2 separate regions of the Mus musculus genome follow, and region 1 is linked to region 2. Evidence: chromatin loops called from intact Hi-C (ENCODE). Cell type or tissue: left cerebral cortex. All regions are shown on one strand. Each heading gives the region's core, and the rest is flanking DNA. Links, peaks and the distances in the headings are about the cores only. Region 1 overlaps Csrnp3 (cysteine-serine-rich nuclear protein 3). Region 2 overlaps Csrnp3 (cysteine-serine-rich nuclear protein 3).

Region 1 (8,344 bases), core at 183-8,182, 56 kb after region 2:
CTGTTAATATGATCTTCTATTATAAAATAATTACAGAAATTGTAGTAGTATCACTTAATGATTCAACAAATATGCATTAACTATTTCCTGAATGCAAATGCTATGTTAAATGTTTGGGATATCAGAATGAATAAAATAATTAAAATATTGCTGGAACGTGCTTTTCGATTTTTAACGTTTTGTTTCTTAATGTGGTTGAGTGTCTTGCTTGCGTGTGTGTGTGTGTGTGTGTGTGTGTGTGTGTGTGTGTGTGTGTGCCATGCATATGCTTGGTGCCTGAAGACACCAAAAGAGGGCTGTGGATCTCTGGAACTGGAGTTACACTTGTTAGCTGCCCTGTGGGTGCGGCAATCAAGCTCAGACCTACGGGAGCAGGGAGTGTTCCTCTGGCAAGCGAACCTCAGGTTTCTTGCACCTTTACGTGTCTTTCTAAAGATAAAATAAATATACTTTCCTGACCTCTTTGAATTTTCTACATCACATTTGACCCAGGAATGAGGCTACATATATCTTCCTCTAAAATAGAACAGGCTTGCTTCTTGTTTGCTATGCCAGTTATCAAACTTGCTGCACATTTGGTGCAGTTCAAAACTATTGTGTGTCTAGAATCTCTTTGGCCCCCTGCAGGTTGCTCAGGAGAACTTCTGGTGCCAGGAAGGTGGGGTAAGAGGAGCAAGGACCAAGGTGCTCCTGCAATGCAGCACTTTGTTCTTGACCCATGAGTCTTGTCTTTGATCTCCCATCCTTTAAATATTAATATATTAATAGGATAACTTATTTATGATGATGTTGGGCATTGAACCCAGGACTTCAGGAATGCTAAGAAAGCACTCTGCCCCAATAATATTTTCCAGTCTCAGATAGTGTTTTAGTTGTAGAATAAAGTCAGTCCCTGAAACTAAAAAAAAAAAAAAAAACAAAAAGAAAAAATAAATTGCCTGCCCTCAGCTTGCATCCATGACTCTGCTGTTTCAACTGGATAATCCTTTCAAGCCACTTCTTGCATGTTTATCTTTTGTCTCAGAAATATGTGTCTCAGAAAATATATGTCTTAGAACATGTCTGTATCTCCTAAAATTTCATCAGGCATTAACATATTTTAAGCAACATCATTTTTTTTTTTCAACACGACAGTCCCTGCTCTTCAATGCAGATGACAATTTAAATACCAAGAGGCAAAAATCATTTCAAAAACCCGTCACTAATGGACTGCAAAAGGCAGGAATGTCAGTCATGTTTTTGCTGGAGGTCAATACCAATTAGCGATACGCTATCTGCAGGGTTTTTCTTTCAAAATCATTTCCATTCAAGTAACTCTCCATGCCACCAGCTACTTGCTTCAGAGAGACAGACTTACAAGCTCATTATTGATGGGTTGTTTAGAGCCAGGTTGATTTGGTTATGTTAGATCTTCTGATATGTAAAATATAGTATATTTCAAATGGTTGGTTAATGTAAAGTTATGTGTGCCCTGGAGCCATGAGGACAATGTGTCCTCTCTTCAATACATGCGGTTTTCCCTTTTGACAAGTTAGGCTGGCAAAATAGATAAACTGGCTAGAAATTAATGAGGGAAGAAGCCATTTGACCATGAGGATTCCGGTCATAGCTGGCAAATCTCATTTTGTTGGAATGTAATGCAAAGAGGTTTAGACTCTGAACCTCTTGTAGTGGACCTTGATCTTCTTAATGCTGTGACCCTTTAATACACTTTATCATGTTTTGGTGACCTTGCAGCCATAAAATTATTTTAGTTGCTACTTTATAACTGTAATTTTGTTACCATTAGGAATCCTAATATAAATATTTTTTGGAGACAGGGGTTTGTCTAGGGGATCGAGACCCACAGGTTGGGAACTGCTGTTTTGGAGTTCCCGATGGTGACTTTACCCAGTATAAAATCATCTATTCCTGTAATTTAGTTTAGAAGTTGTGCTTAGCAAGTGCCCCTTCTGCTGTTTCTCAGAGGTTCCACGCTGAGTGAGGTGCACCCCACCTCTCTCCGTCCTTACCCAATAATAAGCAAAAGAGACCAGTGTTTTGTTTTGTTTTGTTTTGTTTTGTTTAAATTACCTTCCTGAGGCTAGGATGTGTTGTTTCTGTGGTCATGACCCTTGAGCTGTGTTGCATCTCTTTTGCAGATATTGAATGGTAACTCTGTGCCAGACTTGGTGCTCAGTAATTCTCCAATTCCCACTTTTAAAGGAGTAGACACACACTTAGTCTGTGAGCTTGTTATGACAAAACATCGTGACTTGGGTTGCACAAATTTATCTCTCCCAGATCTAGTAACTGGGATGTTAACATAACATCAGCAGAGATGGTATCCAGTTAGGGTCTCATAGATATAACCTTCTGCTATGTCTTCACATTGTACAACGGGTAAGAGTCCTTTCCGTAGGAGCTCTAATCTTTAAGGAGACCCCCACACACATACACACACATACATATTAGCTGACCTTGCAAAGACCATCCTGTACCATTTAGCCACTTTTCTTGATGCTGAGAAAATCCCTAAAAGCAGCAACTCTTGGGGTTGGGGTTGGGGTGAGGGGAGGTACATATCCTAACTCACAGTTTGAGGGTGCAATGCATCACACAAGCTAAGGAGTCATGGCAGGTGACTCCACGTTGACAGGAGGGTGAAGCTGAGTCCCCTCAGTCCCTCACATCTTGGTGGAATGCTAAGCAGAGGGAAGAACAACCCAGGGCCCGAGAATCAGATTCAAAGCCTACCCTCTAGTCCCTAACAGTCTCCAACACGGAGTCACCTCCTATATGGTCTACAATACTTCAAAGCAGCATTTCCATCGAGGGATGGGTGTTCGAACACCGGAGCCCCTGGGGCATCTCCTATTCACACCACAGCGTCACAGAATGCCATCACTTTAGATGTCAGGCTTTCAGCAAGTAAACATGCAAACCTAGTAGATCCTGGGGATGATGAACCACAAGCTCAGTAAGATGCACATGTACCCGCATGCACATATGGGCACACATGCACGCCCACGTACACACACTTATTTATTTATAGGAAATTCATAGCTCAAAGTTCGAAGCCTTCCCAGATCCATCACTGCCAACCAAGAAACAGAAGGTAGCCCAGCCTCTCCAGCCGCCCCAGTCGCCCAAGCTACCCAAGCTGTGCCCCCAGCTGCCCTGTACTCTGGGCTTCAACCTTGCAGCTTCTCATCTTATTTCAAAATGTTCTGACATGATGCGGCCAGTCAAATATGACTGATTAGTGCCCTCCTGTTATGCTTTTTAAAGTGATATACATCTTAATTTGGAATACATATAAGAAGGGCTTTTATTTTAGGTCTTGATGAGATTTTTTTTTGAATCCTGTTTTCACATCTTATCATTCCTGACAGAGTTCAAAGCTCAAGGGCCTGGTCTTTGATTCAGTCTAGCTCTGCAGAATAAATTCCAAGTGATCTCAGAAGAAAAAAAATTTTTTTTTCGTTTATTATGGTGGAGCCTTGTTCTGCTGTGTTTCTTTGTTTTTAAGCACTATTCAGTCCTGGATTATTATGATGTATTGGGTTTGACAGGGCTAGAATGTTGGAATAGATGAAATACTGCTTGGGAAGTCATTGAGCAGGTGGAAAATGCCATTTAATCCTTCTAACGGGAGCAGCTCATGGTGGTATTGAAAAAAAATATAGAGACAGTAAACCAGGTTAGGAGAGCAGAATAATAGCAAACGTCTCCTCCGTTCATTGTGAGGCTGCCCCATGCAGCTTCATTTTACACTGAGCCAGTCCATGCCCCCCAAATATTTCTCCAGTGGTTGTAATGAATTGCATTGCCCCTTGGTTGTTCCAGTGCCGGTGTTCTGCTGAGGAGACATATGGTTTCCATTTATTTTAATGCGTCTTCGACATCAGGAGAATTGCTGAGACAGCAGAGGAAAGTGCTTACACCTTGGACCGCAGCCAGAGCTGTGATTATTTACGTGTAGTAAGGACTACTCTTTCCCAGTAAGAAACGCTGTGGTCTCGGGGTTATGCATGTCGAGGTTCTAATGAAGCCAGTGCCACGGGTTTATGTGTTCTGACAATAACTGGTCCGTTAGCGGCGGTGAAATGTGTTTCTTGAGCACCAAGTTTCAGGGTTTAATTGCACATGTGAGAGATTAAGGAAACCAGCTGGGGAAGAGCCAGGACTTGTTTTCTCACTGATGATAAAGGAACAGCATCACCAAGATACTACTGTGCACATGCAATATCTCCCATCTGTGATTCAGGCTTCTCACAAAGGTAATTATTTCTCATAATACACCTATGTAATACAATTCATATAACATATCATAGTGACTATTAGAATTCGGATTTCAGTGACTATATCATTGGGCCTTTTATTATTTTGCAAATATTAAGAAAGGAAAGTATTTTCACATTTTTGGGTTTTTTTGGGTGCTTCTTGCTTACAATGAGGAAGCGTCCTTTAAAAAATAGAAGACAAAGTCTTCAATAACATTTGTTCCGTGTGTGTAGTAATTGTTAACATTACTCTGAGAAGATACAACCATTCCCTAGAAATTTGTTATATTTCGTCAGTAAATAAAGATAGCGGGGGGGGGGGGGGAGGGGACTAATAGCATTGTAAAGTTTCTGTAAAATGGTTCTCCATGGAGACAAAGTCATGTGGCTAGCTGAATAAATGAAGCAGGAAGAGTGAACTCCAGCCTCTGCTCATGCTTTGGGTACTCCTGAGTGGAATGGCATACCTCAATTTTGCTCGTTACTTTATTGTGCCTCAAATATTTTGCTGGCATATTTTAATGCCGTGTCCTTAGGCGATTTATAACATAAAGGTAAAACTGAAGCAGAAGGGAGATTGTAGGTCAGGTGTGGAAGTAGTGAGCCTAGACTCATGGTGCAAGACAGGTAGATGACTTGGTGGGAAGGGAAAGGCAATGAAGTGGGACCGGAAGGCAGACACCTCCGTTAGTGTACAATGTAAACTTGTTTTGCTTTCATAATTTTGGTCTCCGGTACCAATGACATTTTAATGATAGAGCATCCAGCAGTCACATTATACCCTCAAGGGAGGTCGAATCTATGTAAAAGGGCCTGTCCAAGCCAGGCTAATTATATATGAAGATGAGAGAAAAGATAGAAAAAAGAGTCAACCATTTACTTTTATTACAACTTTATAACCTTAAAGAGCATATTTTGGTTTTTGTTTTTGGTTTTTTTTTTTTCTATCAAGGATGATCAAAACAGACCCCACTCTTACAACTATTCACAAGGCTCATGAAAGGAAGCGGTATCTTTAATAAAAGAAGAAAAATAGCTACTTCGATAGCATCGCCTCTTGTGGGTTAATCATTTTAATTATGTGTGCCACGGAGGCAAGAAGGTCAACTTGACACTGGCTGTCACCTGCAGTGTTTGGAGTTCACATCAGAATCCTTAAGCAGAAAGCTGTATTTTGTACCAAGCCGAGACTATCAATAGTCGACCGCTCTGTTGCACTAACAGCTATAAAAGGAAATGCAGTTTGTCGAGTGCTCAACACCCTGGGCTGTGCCTGTCAGGAGAGCCAGAGGAGAGCTGGTCCCTCAATGCAGATCTCCTGCCAGCTCCTACGGATGGAGCTGACAGATTGAACGGTTGAGGACGTGACATGCATGTTCATGATCTTAAACAAAGCTTTCGTCAGGGAGCCTCAAGGGTCAGCTTTCCACATAATCTCTGTTTCTGCCACTCTGTTGGAGTTTGCATGTATATGCAGTATCTTTGGCTGCCTTAAAGGGCACTTGTCTTTTTCACGTGGACATCTATGAGAAGGGTGTTTTTATACTTTACATAAACCAGTCAAAAGAGGCTTGTAAATGATTTAACTTAGAAGCTACAGTTCAGCAAATTCTTACGCTTGCAAGTCTCAAGGGTCACCCCAATTGTGAATATTTTTAACTTAGTATTTAAAATGGGATGGGAGGCAAACCTGCTTTAGGGCCTAGAGTAGTATGGCTTAGACCCATGTATGAATTATAAACCTTGTTCTCTGGTTAACTGCGATCGGCATGCTAGCTGCTTTGAGGTGTATGATTTTATATTTTGGGGTAGTCTAATCTGCTTGTTGACTTACTATTAGTACGTAAGTTGGTAGGATGTCTTGAGATACGGAAGAATGCACTTAGGGCTTTAGAAAGATAGATGTGGAGGATATAGCTGACTGGAAAAGCACTTCTCTAGCATGTATGAGGCGTAGGTTCAATCCCCAGTACAGGGTCGGGAAGGGGGAAAGAGAGGGGGAGATCTGTCATTCACATTACAGAGAAACCAATGTATCAGTGAGGAACAGACTTGCATTTAAGATCACTTTTGAAGATGACTTTCATAATAACCGGGGCAGTGCTTTAAGAAGCAAGGCCTTAACAAGCTTTACCGGTTGTGACATTTTTTACTGATTTGACCATAAGTGGATAAAAAGGTCAACTTACTTCATATGCTTAATTTTAATTTTGTTCAAAAGTTCTGAAGAAAATGTTCTCAATTAGTCTCTGCTTGCGCGTGCGTTCTTTCTCGAAACCAAGCTACATGGCGCTTCCTCAGCAATGCCAACCCTTTGAAGTTCCGCTCATGCAAAGGAACTGCCCTAAATACCTGAGCTAAACAAATCTGAAACTATGAATGGGGCCTGTATATTAGGAACTCTTCAGGTGTGACTCAGCAGACTAAAGGAGGCAGACAGAACAAGGCAGCATTGCTTTTGACCCCAGTTGGAAACACTCTCAGGGATATTATTCTCTCTTCATGACTAGACCAATTTCCATCCCTCACTTAAGACTGAGGCCATGTAAGTGACTTCCTGCCCAGGAGCAGCCCAGCCCAGACAATCATACCAATTTGGAGAGAGAGAATATCCGATCATGAGAAGTCTGCAGGCGTGATATATAAAGACCAACATAGTCTTAACTTGACTGGACATTTCTCTAGTATCGAATCTGTTAGTTTCTACATCAAATGGTTTCTGATGAAATTGGATCCACAGTAAACTAACCTTCCCTACTTTGCAATTGAGTCTCACCTTGAAAGGGTAAGCACCAATTTCCACACTAATTTTATCTGTGTGATTTTTTAAAAACGCATACTTTTTTATTGCCTGGGTTTTTCTAACAAGAAAAAAAAAACAAGAAGACTAGCAGTTTCATGTTGCTTCAACCAGATTTGCCCAAAATCTAAATGTGTGGACTTAACAGTTCATGGGCAATTTTCTTTTGTGTATTGAGCATAGGAGATAAAACTGTATTATTGACGTTGTACCTAAAAGATATAATTAAATTTTCTCTTTGTTTAACATAAGACTGAACCATGAGCTTTTAAACTGTCATATATCAAATTTAATATCAAAATACACAGTTCCTCTTCCTGTTCCCACCACCATCAAGACTTTTTTGATGGCTACTGCCATCAGAAAGAAGAAGAGAGTCCAATGGTAGTGGCAACCTTGTCATGAGAGCATTTGTTCTACATAACTCTCTCTCTAGTAGAATCCGTAGGCCAGATCCTCATCTGGGTCACTGTGTGGGCAGTGTGTGCAAAGATCAACAATACAAGACACCCATGTTAGTGGTGTTCAGAGATGACCGATTACAAATCAAAATTACTCAGGAAAAAGTAAAACTGACAAGTCAGGTAGAAACTTGAAGTCTTGAGGAAGTATTCCAGCCTATAAGGACAGGTGGTTTTGATTTTTTTAAAGTAATGTTTTGATTAACTTTTTGAGAATTTCATACAATGATCCCATTCATCTTTCGTCCCTGACTCCTTGCAGATCCTTCCCTAACTCCCTACCCAACCACCCGTGCCCCCCCCCCCCACCCACACACACACCACTCAGGGAGTAGGGCAGAACCAGTTGAAACGTCTTAGAGCCTAATATGACTCAACTTTGGTTGGTTGATTTACTCACTTTCATACATTGATTTGGTCATTTTGGTCATCTTCTGACGATGCATGTGTTCTAGGTAGTGTGGCTGTAGACAATAATCATTTGCATTTTTTCCTTCCCTCCCTCCTTTCTTTCTTTCTTTCTCCCCTTCCCTCCCTTCTCTCCCCCCTCCCCCCTGTCCCCTGCCCTCCTCTCCTCTCCCCTCCCCTCCTCTCTCCCCTCCCCCACCCCTGCAGGATCTCACTATGTAAATCAGGCTAGCCTTGCACTTCTTATCACCCTGTCTCCATCTCCTAAGTGATAAGATGTCTGGCACATGCCACAACCCCTAGTTTTTGTTCGTCTGATTGGTTCTGTCTTATTTGTTTATTATTATTATTATTATTTATATTAGGTATTTTCTTCATTTACATTTCCAATGCTATCCCCAAAGTCCCCC
Region 2 (8,344 bases), core at 45-8,044:
GTTTTTAAGACTGCAAAAAAATTCAGGGTTTTCTTTTTTTCTGAACACTTCTTGTGACACTCTCAGTGACTTAAGCTACAGGAAATATATTTTAGATAAATTATTTCTCTTTATTGTTGTTGGATAGAAAATGCTGGTCTCTAATTTCAGCATTGTTTGCAGATATTTATGAAAATTGCTAAACATTCCATGTATACATGTATGTATTCTATGTACTATAGTGCACATTATATCTCTATTATAATATATTATATATATTATGCAATCAAGAAGCTGAACAGAATTCTTTATACTGTTATATTTAATTCATAATTTTAAAAAACACTTCTGTTCACTTATATAGTGCCAGTAGTTTGTGCCTGCTCACCCCATGTGTGTGCTAGGCATAAAAAAGAAATGAGGTTAATATTAATATAGGCAGTACAATACTTTTTAACTTTGGACATGTAGCAGCTACCAGTGAGCATATTTTGAATATAAAAATAAAAACACAGTGTGGGCAAAGAAATAGAGCCCAGGAAGAGTCTTAGAGAAAACATGATAATAGATATGTATGGAATAAAGAGAATTGTTGTGCTTCTGTGAGCCACAAGAGAGCTATTTATGTCCTGAAGCTAATTTATGGCTTTGACTATCCTGGGTAATTTATGTCTCAATGCAAATTCACTCCAAACTTTGAAGTCTTTTTGCATTGGCTTAATCCATCCTACATCCATACAGATCCCAGCAGCTTGAATGAAGTATGCTCATGTTCTGGGTTTCTAAACATATATAGAAAAAGTATCTTTCTGTAAATATAATTCAAATTAACCTCGAGGAGTAAAAGTAAATACCGTGATCCAAATGCAAACTCTCGAGGGCAGATAGGCAGCAGGCACAAAGAAACACTGCTATATCTGACTTCAAAGAAATCTTTGGGGATTTTGTTGTTTTTTGTTTTTTTTTTTTTTTGTTTTTTGTTTTTTTTTTTTTAAACCAAATTTCCTACCTTCTGATTCCAAGCTTGTTGTTGTCATCATTTGAAACTAGAGACCACATTGTAGGCTTGGAAACAATTTCAGGGCAAACAGACTCAGTTTATGAGCATGGAGCAGAGTCTGAAATCTACAAATGACTATTGTCATTTCCAAATGGAGTGTGTAGGTTTTCAGTTTTATTACCACTGTATTGTCAGTCTCCTGAACTTCTGTAGCCTACAAGATAGGAGGAACAAAGTGACTTTTAACACCAATAGGGAACCGTTGAAAATTGTTACTGTGTATCCAAAGCAACCACATTATTTTAACATGGCAGTTCTTAAGAAGCAATCAAAGCAGGAGATTGCCTTTTGATTGCTTCTACTAGGATTTAAATAAAATTGAATCATTTTTGTTGAAAAATAAAAGCTCAATGCAATTATGAAGTGATTTTAAGGGTCTTATTAGAACTATGGCAATATTATAGTGATGTCTTATGCAGATGGAGATGATCACAACATAAAGACTATTTTCCAAACAGCAGAAGTATATAACTCTCAGGGTCAGTTTTTAATGCTAATAACTTTCGTGGAAACAAACATAATACACATTATTCTGCCTTGTTGATTAAAGTGGAAATCAGTATTTTCTTCCTGGTAGCAGAGCCACTAATTCACCCTTTATCTTTTAAAAAAATGATTTGCCTACTGTGAGAAACATAAATGTAGCCTGACTGTCCTTCAGCACAGAGTAAGGTCTTAGTAGTACACGCTTGTCATAGACACACTTTTTATGCTTTTAAGGATATTATTGTTTTCTTTTTACTTGCTTAATTTTTATTTGAAACATGATAATTATTCCATAAGAAAACTATTCAAAATTGAATTTTCTAATCCATCTGATCAATTTCTTCACGATTTTACATTAAGCTCTCAATCACAGAGACTTTGCTGAGCAAGGAAAGGAAATTAACACGTCACCATACTCACACATCTGATATACTGATCCTTATAAACACACACACTCATATGAGTGTGCTCACAGGTACACACACTTGCACACATGAGCATGCATGCACATGCACACATACACACACATGCACAGGAGTGTGACAACATGCACACTAATATACATGAGTGTGCCACAGGTATACACACATGCACACACATGCATACACATGTACACACACACATAGGAGTGTGACAACATGCACACATACACACTCATATACATGAGTGTGCCCACAGGTACACACACATGCACGCACACACACATACATGTACATACACACACAAACACACATAGGAGTGTGATAACATACACACACACACACACACACACACACACACTCATATAAATGAGTATGCCCACAGGTGCACACATATGCACAAACACACATACACATGTACACACACACACACACATACACACAGAGGAGTGTGACAACATGCACACACACTCGCACAGGGGAGTGTGCACACATATGCACACATACACATGCACACACAAAATTTGTTTTTATCTTGTCCTCAGAGTACTCACTTGAACTTGAAATAAATGAGAAATTACTCCTGTTTTTATAAGAAGACTGCCATATTAGACGATTGACAATAATTTGGCAGTGCTTTATATCTAATAGGGAAATGAGAACTCTTAAGCACATTATAAAAATAGGCCCACTTTTAGTGTCATTCACTAATGATTAGAGCCACATACGCCTCTTTAGTTTTAGGAACTGTATTCTCCAAGTATGGTGGTGCGTTCACAGACGCCTTACCAATGGGACAGTGGAAGTAGCTTTGCCTCCAGGCAAGCTTAGGAATCCTCACAGGCATTGAGTTGTCCTTACACATGTTCATGGTTCACATTGTTCCCAGGCCCAGGGAGCATATGATAGCATTGCATGATCCTGTACATTTGAAAACATACTACAGGTAAAGCAGAATATGGGTTATGGTACTTAATACCACTTTTGTAAATATGTAAATACACTCTGAAGAACTGTGTAAATCTGAAGGAATGTTGATTTCCTGAGTTTAGTTTGCCAAGAAATGTTTTATGAATGAGAACAAGCCTGGTGGTGGTGGCACACACCTTTAATCCCAGCACTCAGAAGCAGAGGTGGGCAGATCTCTGAGTTCAAGGCCAGCCTGGTCTATAGAGCAAGTTCTAGGACAGCCGGGGATATACAGAAAAACCTTGTCTTGAAAGGGGCTGGGAGGACAAGGATACAGTATCTGGAAATAGTTCTGTACGTTATAGGCTTTTCTCTCTCTCTCTTTCTTACTTTATTTGGTTGGTTTTGATTTTTAAAAAGTACAGCCTAGAGTGTCCCAAACTCACTATGTAGCTCAGGCTGGCCTAGAGTCTTTGGAGGTCCTTCTGTTTCAGTCTCAGTGTCCCAAATGCTGGAATTACAGCTGTGCACCGCCACGCCCAGTTTCTAATCTGCTTTTCAACATCAACATTTGAACGGGACCAAGAAGTCCAGCTTTAAAATCTGAGTGGTTTGTTTAAAGCAAGAACAGGTAAATGCAGGAAAACCCAAAACATGTTTAGAAAATACAGTATCTAATACTGCATTCTGTGACCTTACTAGGTAAGTGTTTTTCTTATATTGTTGGTTTTATGTGATTTCAGTCCCATATCATGGGATGGGCAGAGGCTGAACAAGAATGCAGCTAAGAGTGTAGATTCAAGTGCCAACCTTGATGCCATCTCTGCAACTATTACTGACCATTTCCCAAAGCAAAAAAAAAAAAAAAAAAAAAAATGTTCTGAATCTCCACTGAAAGTCAACCTAAGTCGCACTAAGAGCTAATGCCTTGAGTTCTAAGGAGACAGTAGAGGGAGCAGCCATCATGGCTATTGGGGCTCAAATGACACGTGATTTTGTAGATACTTCAAATCTCCAAAGGTCTGCAGGTGTGCTGAAACCATGTGTAGAGCTATTTTTATAACCTTTACAGGTTTCCCCATTTTTTCCTTTGCTTTGTGTATGCAGTTAAGGTGTTACTTTCTCACCTTGGCTCCATTCAGATATGTCCACTGCATCTGAAGACTTGGAAATTCATTCATTATTTTTAGTACAGACAGAGCTTGGCACATCTTAAGTTTCACCTGATGACACAGGAGTACTAATTTGTTTGCTCAGTGAAATGACCTATATGTCACAGGCTCGTTGCGATTTTAAATGTCTCATGAATTGTAATGTTGCTTAAGCATTGCTGGAATTGATTGAATCGCAGAGGTCTTCAAATGAGATTCAGAAAATTCATCTACATTATTTTATTGTAAATAACTTTAGTAGGATGGCTAGAAGTGCCTTTTCTGATCAACTCTGTTTCTTTGGAACTGGTTTTTTGGGGGGGAGGGGCGGAGTCACAAACCTCAGTTTTCATCTTTGAAAAGATACTGATGACTGTGGTGTGACTTGTGTGTGACTTGTGGTTGTCTTCATGGACCCGTTTTAACTGGTACTGGTCAGACATTTAGTTAAATATAAAAACCCAGGTATTGAATCTTACCACATAGATTACATGTGTTAATTGCTGCCCAATGCAATGTCAGCTTCAGGTTGAATGCCAGTTGTTCTTTGTTTTAGAGGATAAATAGCCATGTCTTGCCTAGGGTGGTGATTCGTTTTAAAGAATGTGCGAAGTTATTTTTCTTACAAATCCTAAGTTTTGAAATTTCCTCTTTTCTGTGCCGCGTGGATGGGTGTGGTTGTGAAGCGTGGTCTTGTTGCTCTCTCATGCCCTTTGCAGGATGCTTTATGAGGAAAATGGTGCTGTGGATTTTACGTTCTTTTCCTTCACACTAACCTGATGGTTCCTCCAAGGAAAACATTACCAGAGCTCCTAAGTACCCTTCAGCTACACTGCTTAGTCTGTTTCATTATTCAGTCAGAAACTTTCTACAGACAGAGAAAACTTCAAGTGCTAAGTAGGAGAGACAGGGTTAGATTTTATGGCCACTGTAATAGTGATTCCTCCATGTCTGCATAGTCCTTTTATTCTTTTTAATGCGTTTAGTCTCCTCAGTGGTTCAAGACATTACGCTAAGTACTGGTTTTTAAGTCCTAATAGCAAGCATAGAAAATAACATTTCCATTGTCTTCACTTGAGACTTTTTTCTGTTAGGATGGGAAAATGAGCATGTAACAGGCTGATGAGCATTTTCAACAGGTTTAGAAGCCTCTTATTTTCTTAATTGGTTTTCTCTCCCCTCGCTAATGAGAAAAACAAACAAAACAAAACAAAACAAACAAACAAAACCCACCGAACACCCTAAAAATTGGCCTTGGAGAAAGTGTTTTGACTCTTAGACTGGCATGTAATCAATTTAACTACTTTTCCAAATAACAGACGGTCAGTTATTAAGGGCAAAGCCTTTAAAAAGCCACGGTCTGGCTTTCCTGCAGAAATGCCAACCCCAATGGCACATCAAAGCACATAGCAGCATGGGGGAGCCTCTAAGGTGTGTCCCAGGCCCAGCCAGAAAAAATTCCTTTGTTGTTCAACAAAACAAGTCGATTTAGTCATTCAGTTTGTGCATTGAGGAGGAAGAGACTGTGCAGAGGTAGGTAGCACTTCTTACTCAGAGGCCACAGTCTTTGTCACTTAGCTGCAAGCCATGGAGGAGACTACCCTAGAGTCTCTTACTAATGTTGTCATACCCCTTATTTTGATAGACGTGGAAACCACACTTGGCAAGAAGCACTTTTAAAATTATACCACTTGTTAGTATCTGACCCAGATATGATAGTATGCGTCCTGAGCAAGCACTGGAATACATATTAGTCCGTGGCAACTTGTACATTCAAATATGATCCAGCATCAGGTGAGCCCAGCAGTTGTAATAGTGTCAGACTCACTCAGGTCACACCAGTGCAGAGCAGCCATTTAAACCCAGTTTGCTACAGGTCAAGAAATATTTTTCAGAGAACAATAGGCTCTATCGTAAAATTTTGACCTAAGGGTCTATAGAGACATCTGAAAACTTGGTATCCTTTATTAAAGCTATGTGGTAGGGTTTGAGGAAAAAGGGTACAAGTCACCTATTAGCTTTGTACTGAATACTCAGTGAATTCTCATTAGAACTACTATGTTTGAAACAGGGCAATATAGCCATCTTTTAGGAAAGGCAGATGTTTGGGGAAATATACTCCAACCTAGAACATCCCTGTCACCCAGTCACAAACTTATAGGTTGATAGACTGATAGACACCAGTTTGGGTAGTTGTTTAAGAATGCTGTGGGGCAGAAGGGAGAACAATGAAATTGCAAGGGATATTCTGAGAGATACTTCGGGCTCTTTTCATGCATGCCAGAGAACATGAGGCTGTAGTGCTAGGGGGTAGCCCAGTGTACAGCACTTGCTTCGCACACTGAAGCACTACATTTGATCCCTAGCTCCTCCTCCAAAACAAGGCAGCTCAGAGCTTGTGTTTTAACTTGGGTAACCCACTCATCTGGGAAAGCAAATGGGGCCAATGGATCCTCAAAGTTCTTTTGACTCTGCGAACGAATGTGCTCAAATGAGCCATCCCTCCAGGTTCTTTATTCACCAAAGTGGAGGGGAAGATAGCTAATAACCAGAGAAGAGCTTCCTAAACTCAGATCCCATAAACAGATGCCATATATGTTTGTGCTTTTGTACACTTTTCCTCTGGGGGGAGAGGGAAGGGTCGATTGCTTCTGTCTCCTTAAACTTCAAATTATCAGATGGCAAAAAATGTTGATATTCACTGCATAAGAATGAAGATAAAAATCTTTAACTCAAAGTCACAGACGTCTCCAACTCGGGGGATTCATACATCACTGGGGAAATCCCACAGTCATTTCTTCCAACAAAAATATTTATTAGGCAGGATTGCTGCCAGGGTTCTTGGCTTCCACAGACACCTGGACAAGAGAGGCGTTGGCTGACTTCTGTTTCTCCCACTGGCAACCCACCAGCAGCATTTTTCACATTGGTAGTGCCCCACAGAAACACCTACAGGGCTTCACCTTGCGAAATCTGTGCCAAATCCTGCTCCTCTTGGCAGCAAAGGAGCTGCTTTCTTGCCAAATGGGCTTAGGCAGAACTGGCCCTAGTATTGGGGACGAAGATACTTTCACTTTCTTAGGGAAAAATATACATCTTCTCACTACGTATAGACTGATACATCTCCAAGATGTCCTCATGCTTTCATAGTGTTCACTGATTCATGGCCTGGAATGGCAGCATATCTACTGGTAAAACCGATATGTTGTTCTTGAAGAAGCATTCCGCATGCGCATATGTGTGCTTTCTCACTTTCAATAAAGCCTCATGTGCTGTCGTCACCTCACTGAAGTTTATTGGAAAAGTAGAAAAGGGCATGATGCAGACATACTCTGAGTTCTAAACCCAGATTACTAAAAATCCTTAACTAAGTAGCTAATTGTGTGTCTCATAGCACACAGCACAAGAAATTCGAATATCCTTCATCTTTCCCTAATCCTTTATGCAACTGTGTTGCCTTACATTTTCCTAGTTTACAGATGTTGTACTTTTAAAAGGAACAGCAACAACAACAAAACCTTGAAGAAGATGGGAAGAAATATTGTTAAGCAGTAGGCACAAAACATAAATAAAACAAACACAGATACACAGAGCTTCTCCACTGTGTTCACAACATAGAAGCATCCATAGAGGATGTATTAAAACCAAAATGTATTGAAGAAGTGGTTTTACCTTGTAGGGATCTCAGATCTGCACACCACTTATGCAAGAGTATGAGAGTCTGGTAAATAGGGAAAAGCAAGAAATGAAGGAAAAAAATTGTTAAGATGCAAACAAAGAAAATCTCCGAATGAAAGGCTTTGAAAAGAAGCACAAAGAACTTTGCAGTAATTTCATTTTAGAAGGACAACTGATTAAATAATGATGGTTTTATTTAACAGAAACTGAGGACTTTTGTCATTGTTTTTATTAATATGATCCTGTCAGGGTAGAACATCAGAAATTAAACATAGCTTAAAAAATTAAGCATGGAAAGGATTTCATACAAACTAGCATTTAAAAAATTATCCATATATTTAGGAACATTTGATTAAGAATTGATTGCCCCAAAGAATAAAGGTAATGTATAATATGAAATTTCTGAGTCCTCTTTTCTTTAATGTTACATCAAACCTTCCCACTGTCAACTGGATGACCAAGAACTGGGGTCCAGTGGGCAGCTTGGCTGCTGATGTGTCCTTGTGCCTCATGAGACTCCTTCCAGAGCTTGGCCCACCTTCTCTCAAAAAGGAGCCTCTCTCCAGTGTGTACACTGTGTCTGCGGTGGCTCTCAACTCACTCTTTGAACTTGGTGAGGCAACCAGAAGAAACCGTAAACATCACCTCCCATCCTGGGTCAA

Evidence for each region. A loop is a pair of places that touch in the nucleus more often than their neighbours do. Peaks named below come from ENCODE experiments on the same cell type or tissue, not always from the same donor. Only the 100,000 strongest peaks of a DNase experiment are listed, where the experiment ranks them.
Region 1: a loop joins it to region 2, with 5 times the contacts of the local background. A loop is called at or near these places in 2 of 42 quality-filtered maps.

Annotation. Positions count from the first base shown.
Region 1 is chr2:65,989,675-65,998,018 of GRCm38, forward strand. The region is part of intron 4 of Csrnp3 (cysteine-serine-rich nuclear protein 3); the gene reads left to right. Among named protein-coding and RNA genes, the nearest start is that of Gm52514, 65 kb to the left of the region's middle. In left cerebral cortex, for the core only: a CTCF peak has its summit at 637; DNase peaks (open chromatin) are centred at 3,930 and 5,595; H3K27ac peaks cover 1,483 bases.
Region 2 is chr2:65,933,652-65,941,995 of GRCm38, forward strand. The region is part of intron 3 of Csrnp3 (cysteine-serine-rich nuclear protein 3); the gene reads left to right. Among named protein-coding and RNA genes, the nearest start is that of Gm52514, 9.3 kb to the left of the region's middle. In left cerebral cortex, for the core only: no CTCF peak of the experiment used is centred there; a DNase peak (open chromatin) is centred at 6,951; H3K4me3 peaks cover 962 bases; H3K27ac peaks cover 641 bases.